2 separate regions of the Homo sapiens genome follow, and region 2 is linked to region 1. A link is an interaction called in ENCODE POLR2A ChIA-PET data of the cell type or tissue named here. Cell type or tissue: HCT116. All regions are shown on one strand. Links, peaks and the distances in the headings refer to the core of each region. The heading gives the core; the rest is flanking DNA.

Evidence for each region. ChIA-PET counts read pairs that join two places held together with the same protein. Peaks named below come from ENCODE experiments on the same cell type or tissue, not always from the same donor. Only the 100,000 strongest peaks of a DNase experiment are listed, where the experiment ranks them.
Region 2: POLR2A ChIA-PET joins it to region 1 with 5 read pairs; 4 of 35 experiments call an interaction of 5 or more read pairs at or near these places.

Annotation. Positions count from the first base shown.
Region 1 is chr19:17,473,478-17,478,546 of GRCh38, forward strand. All of the region lies in intron 1 of SLC27A1 (solute carrier family 27 member 1), which reads left to right. Among named protein-coding and RNA genes, the nearest start is that of SLC27A1, 5.5 kb to the left of the region's middle. RefSeq lists an enhancer at 2,203-2,497 and a silencer at 2,203-2,497. In HCT116, for the core only: no CTCF peak of the experiment used is centred there; a DNase peak (open chromatin) is centred at 2,334; H3K4me3 peaks cover 986 bases; H3K27ac peaks cover 2,500 bases.
Region 2 is chr19:17,764,555-17,769,623 of GRCh38, forward strand. It overlaps FCHO1 (FCH and mu domain containing endocytic adaptor 1), which reads left to right. Exons shown (of 29, transcript NM_015122.3): 7 at 2,115-2,256. Among named protein-coding and RNA genes, the nearest start is that of FCHO1, 16 kb to the left of the region's middle. RefSeq lists an enhancer at 1,664-2,201. In HCT116, for the core only: a CTCF peak has its summit at 2,278; a DNase peak (open chromatin) is centred at 2,247; H3K4me3 peaks cover 610 bases; H3K27ac peaks cover 624 bases.

The sequences.
Region 1 (5,069 bases), core at 924-3,423:
ACACCTAAGCTGTCCCCCTCCTGGGGCTACAATGACATTTTGGCCTCTGGTTGGTCCTTATTTTCTGATCACCTTGTTGCTACATTAATAAAAAATTAACTCGGCTGGGCGCGGTGGCTCACACCTGTAATCCCAGCACTTTGGGAGGCCGAAGCGGGTGGATCACCTGAGGTCAGGAGTTTGAGACCAGCCTGGCCAACGTGGCGAAGCCTTGTCTCTACTGAAAATACAAAAATTAGCCGGGCGTGGTGGTGCACGCCTGTAATCTCAGCTACTTGGGAGTCTGAGGCAAGACAATCACTTGAACCTGGGAGGTGGAGGTTGCAGTGAGCCAAGATCGTGCCATTACACTCCAGACTGGGCAACATGAGCGAAACTCCATCTCAAAAAACAAAACAAAACAAAACAAAGATTTAACTCATTTAACCCAGCATTTTTAGTTGTTTTCTTTCTTTGCTTTGGGATTAGAAGTTTCTTGTTTTTTTGATAAAGTCTCACTCTGTCACCCAGGCTGGAGTGCAGTGGTGTGATCATAGCTCACTGTAGCCTCAACTTCCTGGGCTCAAATGATCCTCCCATCACAGCCTCCCAAGTAGCTGGGACTACAGATGCGTGCCACAACAGCCAGCAGATTTTGTTTATTTTTTATAAAGGAGAGGTCTCACTATGTTGTCCAGGCTGGTCTTGAACTCCTGAGGTCAAGAGATCCTCCTGCCTCAGCCTCCCAAAGTGCTAGGATTATAGGTGTGAACCACCACATCTGGCCTGTTTTCTTGCCTTTTAATCTTGGGCCTCTTTCTAGACTGTGGGCCCTATAGGGGCACAAAAGGAGACTGTGTCAGTCTTGGTGCCACTGTGGCCCTGCGCCCCACTCAGGATTGGCGCACAGCGGTAGCGCAGGACATGTTTGTTAGGTGGAAGGCCATCCCTTCCTTCTTGGGTTCACCCAGGCCCATCTCTCCCTCCTCTCCAGCTCTGCTCCCATGGGCCCTGTGGGTGTCCATGCCTGGTTCTAAGTTCCTGACATGGCTTGACATACTTGCCTGTGGGTGGCAGCTTTGAAGATGGCCCCAGGGATCCCTGTCTCCTGCTCTTCCCACTTGTATGGTCCCCTCCCTTTGAGTGTGGGCTGGACCTAGTGACCCCTTTCTTTTTTTTTTTTTTTTTTTTGAGATGGGAGTTTCGCTTTGTCACCCAGGCTGGAGTGCAATGGCGCGATCTCGGCTCACCGCAACCTCCGCCTCCCAGGTTCAAGTTATTTTCCTGCCTTAGCCTCCTGAGTAGCTGGGATTACCGGCATGCACCACCACGCCCAGCTAATTTTGTATTTTTAGTAGAGACGGGGTTTCTCCATGTTGGCCAGGCTGGTCTTGAACTCCCGACCTCAGGTGATCTGCCCGCCTGGGCCTCCCAAAGTGCTGGGATTACAGGTGTGAGCCACTGCGCCCTGTTTTTTTTTTGAGACGGAGTCTTGCTCTGCCACCCGGGCTGGAGTGCAGTGGTGTGACTCCACTGCACCCTCCAGCTCCCAGGTTCAAGCAATTCTCCTGTCTCAGCCTCCCGAGTAGCTGGGATTACAGGTGCCTGCCACCACACCCGGATAATTTTTGTATTTTTAGTTGAGAGGGGGTTTCACCACATTGGCCAGGCTGGTCTCAAGGTCCTAACCTCAGGTCATCCGCCTGCCTTGGCCTCCCAGAATGCTGGTATTACAGGCTGAACCACTGCGCCCAGCCCTAGTGACTCCCTTCTAATGAGTAAAATACATCAGAATTGATGGAGGCTGGGTGCAGAGGCTCGTGCATATAATTCCAGCACTTTGGGAGCCCAAGATGGGAGGATTGCCTGAGGCCAGGAGTTCAAGACCAGCCTGAGCAACATGATGAGACTCCATCTCTACACGCAAAAAATTAGCTGGGGGAGTGGGGCTCTCCTGTGGTCCCAGCTACTCAGGAGGCTGAGTGGGAGGATTGCTTGAGTCCAGGAGGTCAAGGCTGCAGTGAGCCATGATTGCCCCACTGCACTCCAGCCTGGGTGAGGGAGCAAGACTCTGTCTTGAAAAATGAAGGGGTGCTGACAAATCCCATTTAACACGTGAGAGAACAGAGGCACAGAGAGGGGAGGTTATTTGCCCAGAAACACACAGCCGGGGAGGCACAGGACTCCAGAGCATGTGCTCTTAGCCACTGTGCCGCACTGGAGTGGTTGGGGTGCTAAATTTAGACCTTGGCTTCAGAAAATATTTCAGCACCCTGCCCTGACTCTCCTAACATGCCCTGTACTTCCTGCATGAAATCTGATCGTATTCATCCTTGTTGATTTCTTCCGCCCTGGAGTCCTGGGCCCAGAGCTGGACAGTGGGCTCATTGTCCCCAGGCTGGGGGTGGCTTGAGCAGCTGCCAGGCAGGGCTGCCTAGGCATGTGGCTGGAACCAAGTACAGGAATCCACTGCCTGCTGGTGTGGGCATCCTTGAGAGAGAACGAGTGAGACCAAGAGACCGGGAGGCTGGGGGTGAATCCTCGTGTTCCCACATCTAGCTCTGGTGTTTAGCCTGACGGTGACCAACTGTGGCCTCAGTTCCTGTTTCTTGTTGTTGTGTTGCCTCTGGACGGGCACCCTACTGGCAGGGGCTGTTTCCTGTGGTTACTCCCTCAATAACAGCCCTCTCCCCATGGATGTAACATTTGTACCCCATCATGGAGTTCTTGGGGTGCTCCGTCAAATTCACCCACAGGAAGCCCTTAGAGCAGAATTGGGTGTATACTAGGTGCTCCAGGCTGGGCATGGTGGCTCATGCCTGTAATCCCAGCACTTTGGGAGGCTGAGGCGGGCTGATCACCTGAGGTCAGGAGTTCGAGACTAGCCTGGCCAACGTGGCGAAACCCTGTCTCTACTAAAAATACAAAAAAATTAGCTGGGCGTGGTAGCGGGCACCTGTAATCCCAGCTACTCGGGATGCTGAGGCAGGAGAATCGTTTGAACCCGGGAGGCAGAGGTTGCAGTGAGCTGAGGTGGCACCACTGCACTCCAGCCTGGGTGACAGAGTGAGACTCTGTCTCAAAAAAAAAAAAAAAAAGGAAAAAAAAAGACGCAGGCATTGGGCACCTGCTGTGTGCCTCATGGGCACTTGGCCTGCCACTGGCTACGTCGCCAGCACTTGATAAATGCTTTGTAATAAGTCTGCCAGGGATTAGAGGGACCCTGGGAGGAGGCTTTGTTTCTGGGTTGTTCTGTCCTCAAATTGCTCTGTGACCTTGGGCGTGTCCATTCCCCACTCCGAGCCCCCAGTTCATTCATTATTTGACAAATGGGGATCTGAGGGACCTATTTTGGAGGGTGGATATAAGGTTAGCACAGGGCATGGCAGATAGTAGGTGCTTAATAAACACTGAGAATGATCATCTGTTTTTTTTTTTTTTTTTTTTTTTGAGACATGGTCTCACACTGTCACCCAGGCTGGAGTGCAGTGGTGCAATCTTGGCTCACTGCAACCTTCACCTCCCGGGTTCAAACAATTCTTATGGCTCAGCCTCCCAAGTAGCTGGGACTATAGGTGCCCACCACCACACCTGGCTAATTTTTGTATTTTTAGTAGAGACGGGGTTTTGCCATGTTGGCCAGGCTGGTCTCGAACTCCTGGCCTCAAGTGATCCACCCACCTTGGCCTACCAAAGTGCTGGGATTACAAGTGTGAGCTACTATGTCTAGCTGAGAATGATTATCTTGGCTGCTCTGTTTATTGGTTGAATGGATGAGCAGCGCTTTTTTTTTTTTTTTTTTTTTTTTGAGACTGAATCTTGCTCGATTGCCCAGGCTGGAGTGCAGTGGTGTGATCTCAGCTCACTGCAACCTCCACCTCATGGGTTCATTCTCCTGCCTCAGCCTTCTGAGTAGCTGGGATTACAGGTGTGCACCACCATGCCTGGCTACTTTTTTTGTATTTGTAGTAGAGACAGGGTTTCATCATGTTGACCAGGGTGGTCTCAAACTCCTGACCTCAGGTGATCCACCCACCTTGGCCTCCCAAAGAGCTGGGATTACAGGCATGACCCACCGTGCCTGGCCTTCTTTCTTTCTTTCTTTCTTTTTTTGAGACAGGGTCTCACTCTCATTGCCCAGGCTGGAGTGCAGTGGTGCAATCTTGGCTCACTGCAACCTCCACCTCCTGAGTTCAAGCAAGTCTCTTGCCTCAGCCTCCCGAGTAGCTGGGATTACAGGTGCCCGCCACCATGCCCGGCTAATTTTTTTGTATTTTTAGTAGAGACGGGGTTTCACCATGTTGGGCAGGCTGGTCTTGAACTCCTGCCCTCAGGTGATCCACCCACCTCAGCCTCCCAAAGTGCTGGGATTACAGGTGTGAGCCACCGCACCTGCCGCCCACCTTTTTCTAAAATAAATTTAAAAAATTATTTTAACATAGAGATGAGGTCTCACTATATTGCCCAGGCTGGCCTCGAACTCCTGGCCTCAAATAGTCCCCCTGTCTTGGCCTCCCAGAGTGCTGGAATTACAGGAGTGAGCCCCTACACCTGGCCCTGAAGTGTTGACATTGAACTCAACTAGCAGCACTAAAACCCACGCCTGAAGAAAGCTGCTGTAACACACATATTTTCTCCATGAGGCACATCACACCAGACAAGCGCCTCAGCCCTGTGCTTGGGGGTCATTTTCAACAGCGAAGTCACCAGCAAAAATCACAAAAATGCAGCTGGGCGCGGTGGCTCATGCCTGTAATCCCAGCACTTTGGGAGGCTGAGGCAGGCGGATCACCTGAGGTCAGGAGTTTGAGACCAGCCTGGCCAACATGATGAAACCCCATCTCTACTAAAAATACAAAAATTAGCCAGGTGTGGTGGCAGGCACCTGTGGTCCCAGCTACTCAGGAGGCTGAGGCAGGAAAATCGCTTGAACCTGGGAGGCGGAGTCTGCAGTGAGCCAAGATTGTGCCATTGCACTCCAGCCTGGGCGACAGAGCAAGACTCCGTCTCAAAAAAAAAAAAAAAAAAAAGGCACAAAAATGCAAAAAACATGGCACTAAATAGACTGTGAAAAGGGTGCTTGTTTACAA
Region 2 (5,069 bases), core at 975-3,474, 290 kb after region 1:
TATGGGGCTATTTGGATAGAGGGATGTATATCATTCATTCACACACTAGCTCATTCATTCATTCCACAAATATTTTTTGAGTGCCTTCTGTGTGCCAAGCACCAGCAGCAACCCAGACAGATAAAACCCCAGCCACCTTCATGCAATGTACATCTGGGCTGTGTGAGAAGAGAGATGTTAAATACAAACAAAAACATTTTTTTTCTGAGGTGAAAAGTGCTGGGAAGGGGGCCAGGTGCGGTGGCTCATGCCTGTACTCCCAGCACTTTGGGAGGCTGAAGTGGGCGGATCACCGGAGGTCAGGAGTTCAAGACCAGCCTGGGCAACATGGTGAAACTCCTCTCTACTAAAAATACAAAATTAGTCGAGTGTGGTGGCGGGTGCCTGTAATCCCAGCTACTCAGGAGGCTGAGTCAGGAGAATCGCTTGAACCCAGGAGGCGGAGGTTGCAGTGAGCCGAGATTGTGCCACTGCACTCCAGCCTGGGCAATAAGAGCGAAAACTCTGTTTTGAAAAAAAAAAAAAAAAAAGTGCTGGGAAGGGAATGAGATAGGAGTGTGAGAGATCGGGCACTTTCTCTGGGGTGGGCCCGACCTCCCTGAACTGAGACCTTAATAGAAAGGGGCAGGCCATGGGGATGTCTGAGGGACAGAGACCCGGGCAAGTGGCTCAGCCAGTGCGAAGGCCCTGAGTTGACAGGCGTGGCATGTTTACGGAAGAGTGAGGAGGCTGGCCTGGCTGCAGGGCTTGGGCAACGTGGAAAGGAAGTAGGAGGGGAGATGGCAGGGTGAGGCCTCAGGGGCCTGACACACAAATGACTTTGCATGAACCTTGTGCCCGGGCGCGGTGGCTCAAGCCTTTAATCCCAGCATTTTGGGAAGCTGAGGTGGGAGGATCACTTGAGGCCAAAAGTTCGAGACCAGCCTGGGCAACATGGAGAAACCCCTGTCTCTACTAAAAATGCAAAAATTAGCCGGGCATGGTGGCATGTGCCTGCAGTCCCAGCTATTTAGGAGGCTGAGGCAGGAGGATGGCTTGAACCCAGGTGATGGAGGCTGCAGTGAGCCATGATTGTACCACTGCACTTCAGCCTGGGTGACAGAGCCAGACCATGCCTCAAAAAAAAACAAAAATAAAAACAAAACACATAATGTGGTCCCCCGATGGCATTTGCAGTTTTCTTTGTGGCTGCTATGAGGCAAAAGTTCTGTGGGGCAGGCAGAAGTGGAGGCAGCAGGAGGAGAAGGTGGAGGGAGGCTGGATGGGGCTTCTGCTGAGTGGGGCAGGCCAAATTGACTCGATTGGGGCATGTGGTGTCTTAGTCACTCTTTTTTTTTTTTTTTTTTTTTTTTGAGACAGAGTCTCACTCTGTCGCCCAGGCTGGAGTGCAGTGGCGCGATCTTGGCTCACTGCAAGCTCCGCCTCCTGGGTTCACGCCATTCTCCTGCCTCAGCCTCCCGAGTAGCTGGGACTACAGGTGCCCACCACCACGCCCGGCTAATTTTTTGTATTTTTAGTAGAGACGGGGTTTCACCATGTTAGCCAGGATGCTCTCTCAATCTCCTGACCTTGTGATCTGCCCACCTCAGCCTCCCAAAGTGCTGGGATTACAGGCGTGAACCATTTTTTTTTTTTTTTTTGAGATGGAGTCTCGCTGTGTCACCCAGGCTGGAGTGCAGTGGTGTGATCTCGGCTCGCTGCAAGCTCCACCTCCCGGGTTCAAGCGATTCTTCTGCCACACCCAGCTAATTTTTGTATTTTAAGTACAGACGGGGGTTTCACCATGTTGCTCAGGCTGGTCTGGAACTCCTGACCTCAAGTGACCTGCTCGACTCGGTCTCCCAAAGTGCTGGGATTACCAGGGCCTGCGTTTAAATTCCAGCTCTAATGTTGATTTGTTGAGGGGCCTTGGGAGGAGCTATAGAGCTCCCTATGCCTCAGTTTCCCCATCTGTCACAGGCCCGCCTCTTACAGCTGCCATGGAGATTATATGAATTAGTATTCATTCATGTTTAGCAGGGCTCAGCGTGCAGCACATACCTGAGCCAGTGCCAGCGCTGTCCCGGGGTGGGGTGAGCCTGATGAACCCTGGGTGTGACCTTGCCCGCCCCCAGGACCTTCGCCCCGCTCTGGGAGGTCTTCCGCGTCTCCTCGGACAAGCTGGCGCTGTGCCACCTGGAACTGACACGGAAGTTACAGGATCTCATCAAGGACGTTCTCCGCTACGGCGAGGAACAGCTCAAGACCCACAAGAAGGTGTGTGTCGTGGGCGCCGCCCAGCGGCTGGGTGGGTGTGGAACACCGGCAGCTCACAGGACCCCAGATCTTCTGGGGCTTTATAACCTGCGGATGTCCGCCTCCGAGAATTCCGTTAATTCCACAACGTCAAGCCCAGGGTCTTACGGACCTGAGCGTTGTTGAATTTCAAACTTGCAAAATTCCAGACCAGGAGTTAGCACACTGTGGCCCACGGGCCAAATCCCGCCCACCCCCCACCAATGTTTGTACAGCTAAGAAGGGTTTTTTTTTTTTCTGCTTGTTTGTTTTTAAGAGACAGGGTCTCACTCTGTCACCCACATGCAGTGGCGTGATCAGAGCTCCCTGCAGCCTCAAACACTTGGGCTCAAGCGAACCTCCTGCCTCAGCCCCCACAGAATAGCTGGGACTACGTTGCACGCCACCATGCCTGGCTAATTTTTAAAAAATGTTTGGGCCTGGCGTAGTGACTCATGCCTATAATCCCAGCACTTTGGGAGGCTGAGGCAGGAGGATGGCTGGAGCCCAGGATCCTACAGGAGTTTGAGACCAGCCTGGGCAACATAGGGAGACCCCATCTTTACCAAAAAAAAAAAAACACCCAAAACTACCCAGGCATGATGGCACATGCCGGTAGTCCCAGCTACTCAGGAGGCTGAGGTGGGAGGATCACTTGAGCATGGGAGGTCGAGGCTGCAGTGAGCCATGATCATGCCACTGCACTCCAGCCTAGGCAACAGAGAAAGACTGTCTAAAAAAAAAAAAAAAAAAAACAAGAGAGAGAGATGGGTTATCACTGGTTTTTACATTATTAAAGGGTTAGAAAAAAATCTAAAGAAAAATAAAATTTCACCACATGTGAAAATTGTATGACAGTCACATATCAGTGCCAGTAAATAAAGTTTTATTGGCACAGAGCCATGCCCATTGATGTGCCTGTCATCTGTGGCTGTTTGGCACTGCAGCGACAGATTCAAGTGTTTGTATCAAGCCAAACACATTTGCTATCTGTCCCTTTACAGAAAACATTTGCCAACAGCTGTTCTAAAGCATTGGAAGTTACAGATATTCATATTTACTATTTTTACACTCTTATAAACCTAGAATCAGAAGAACCATCTTAGACTCTTAGAATTCCACAATATCCAAAGCTTATAATTGTAGAATCATAGATGCATTGTCTTTACAGAGTTCCAAAATCTGCATGTTTTTATGTCTTGTTTAAAAAGGGGGTTGGTAATACTTTGTTTTTGTTTTGTTTTGTTTTGTTTTTTTGAGATGGAGACTTGCTCTGTTGCCCAGGCTGGAGTGCAGTGTGCACAATCTCAGCTCACTGCAATCTCCATCTCTTGGGTTCAAGCAATTCTCCTGCCTCAGCCTCCCAGGTAGTTGGGATTACAGGTGTGCTGGTGCACGCCTGGCTAATTTTTTGTATTTTTAGTAGAGACAGTGTTTCACCATGTTGGCCAGGCTGGTCTTGAATTCCTGACCTCAGGTGATCTGCCCGCCTCAGCCTTCCAAAGTGTTGGGATTACAGGTGTGAGCCACCGCGCCTGGCTTTGCTGATTTTTAAATTTTTTGTATAGAAGGGATCTTGCTAGCCAGGAGCGATGGCTCATGCCTGTAATCCCAGCACTTTGGGAAGTTGAGGCAGGCATATCACTTGAAGTCAGGAGTTCCAGACCAGCCTGGCCAACATGGTGAAACCCTGTCTATACTAAAAACACAAAAATTAGCCAGACGTGGTGGCACACACACCTGTAATCCCAGCTACTCAGGAGGCTGAGACAGGAGAATGACTTGAGCCTGGGAGGTGGAGGTTGCAGTCAGTTGAGATCGCGACACACCACTCCAGCCCGGGCAACAGAGTGAGACTCTGTCTCAAAAACAAAACAAGGCAAAAAAAAAAAAAAGGAGAGAGAGAAGGGGTCCTGCTGTGTTGCCCAGGCTGGTCAAACATCTAACATATCTGCCTCAGCCTTCCAAAATGTTGGCATTACAGGCATGGGTCACTGTGCCTGGCCAGGAGTGAATTTTTAAGTGGTAAAAGCAGGCCAGGCGTGGTGTGCATGCCTGTAGTCCCAGCTACTTGGGAGGCTGAGCTGAGGTGTGAGAATTGCTTGAGCCTAAGAGTTAGAGACCAGTTTGGGCAACACAGTGAGACCCCATCTCTTAAAAAAAAAAGCTGGGCACAGTGACTTATGTCTGTAATCCCAGCACTTTGGGAGGCTGAGGCGGGCAGATCACCTGAAGTCGGGAGTTCAAGACCAGCCTGGCCAAAATGGTGAAACCCTGTCTCTACTAAAAATACAAAATTAGCCGGGCATGGTGGTGCATGCTTGTAATCCCAGCTACTTGGGAGGCTGAGGCAGGAGAATCGCTTAAACCCGGGAGGCGGAGGTTGCAGGGAGCTGAGATTGTGCCACTGCACTCCAGCCTGGGTGAAAGAGCAAGACTCCGCCTCAAAAAAAAAAAAAAAAAAAAGGCCTGGCACGGTGGCTCAAGCCTGTAATCCCAGCACTTTGGGAGTCCGAGGCAGGCAGATCACGAGGTCAGGAGATCGAGACCATCCTGACTAACACGGTGAAACCCCGTCTCTACTAAAAATACAAAAGAAAAATTAGCCGGGCGTGGTGGCGGCGCCTGTAGTCTCAGCTACTCAGGAGGCTGAGGCAGGAGAATGGCGTGAACCCGGGAGGCGGAGCTTGCAGTGAGCCAAGATCGCGCCACTGCACTCCAGCCTGGGTGACACAGCGAGACTTCGTCTCAAACACACACACACACACACACACACACACACACACACACACACA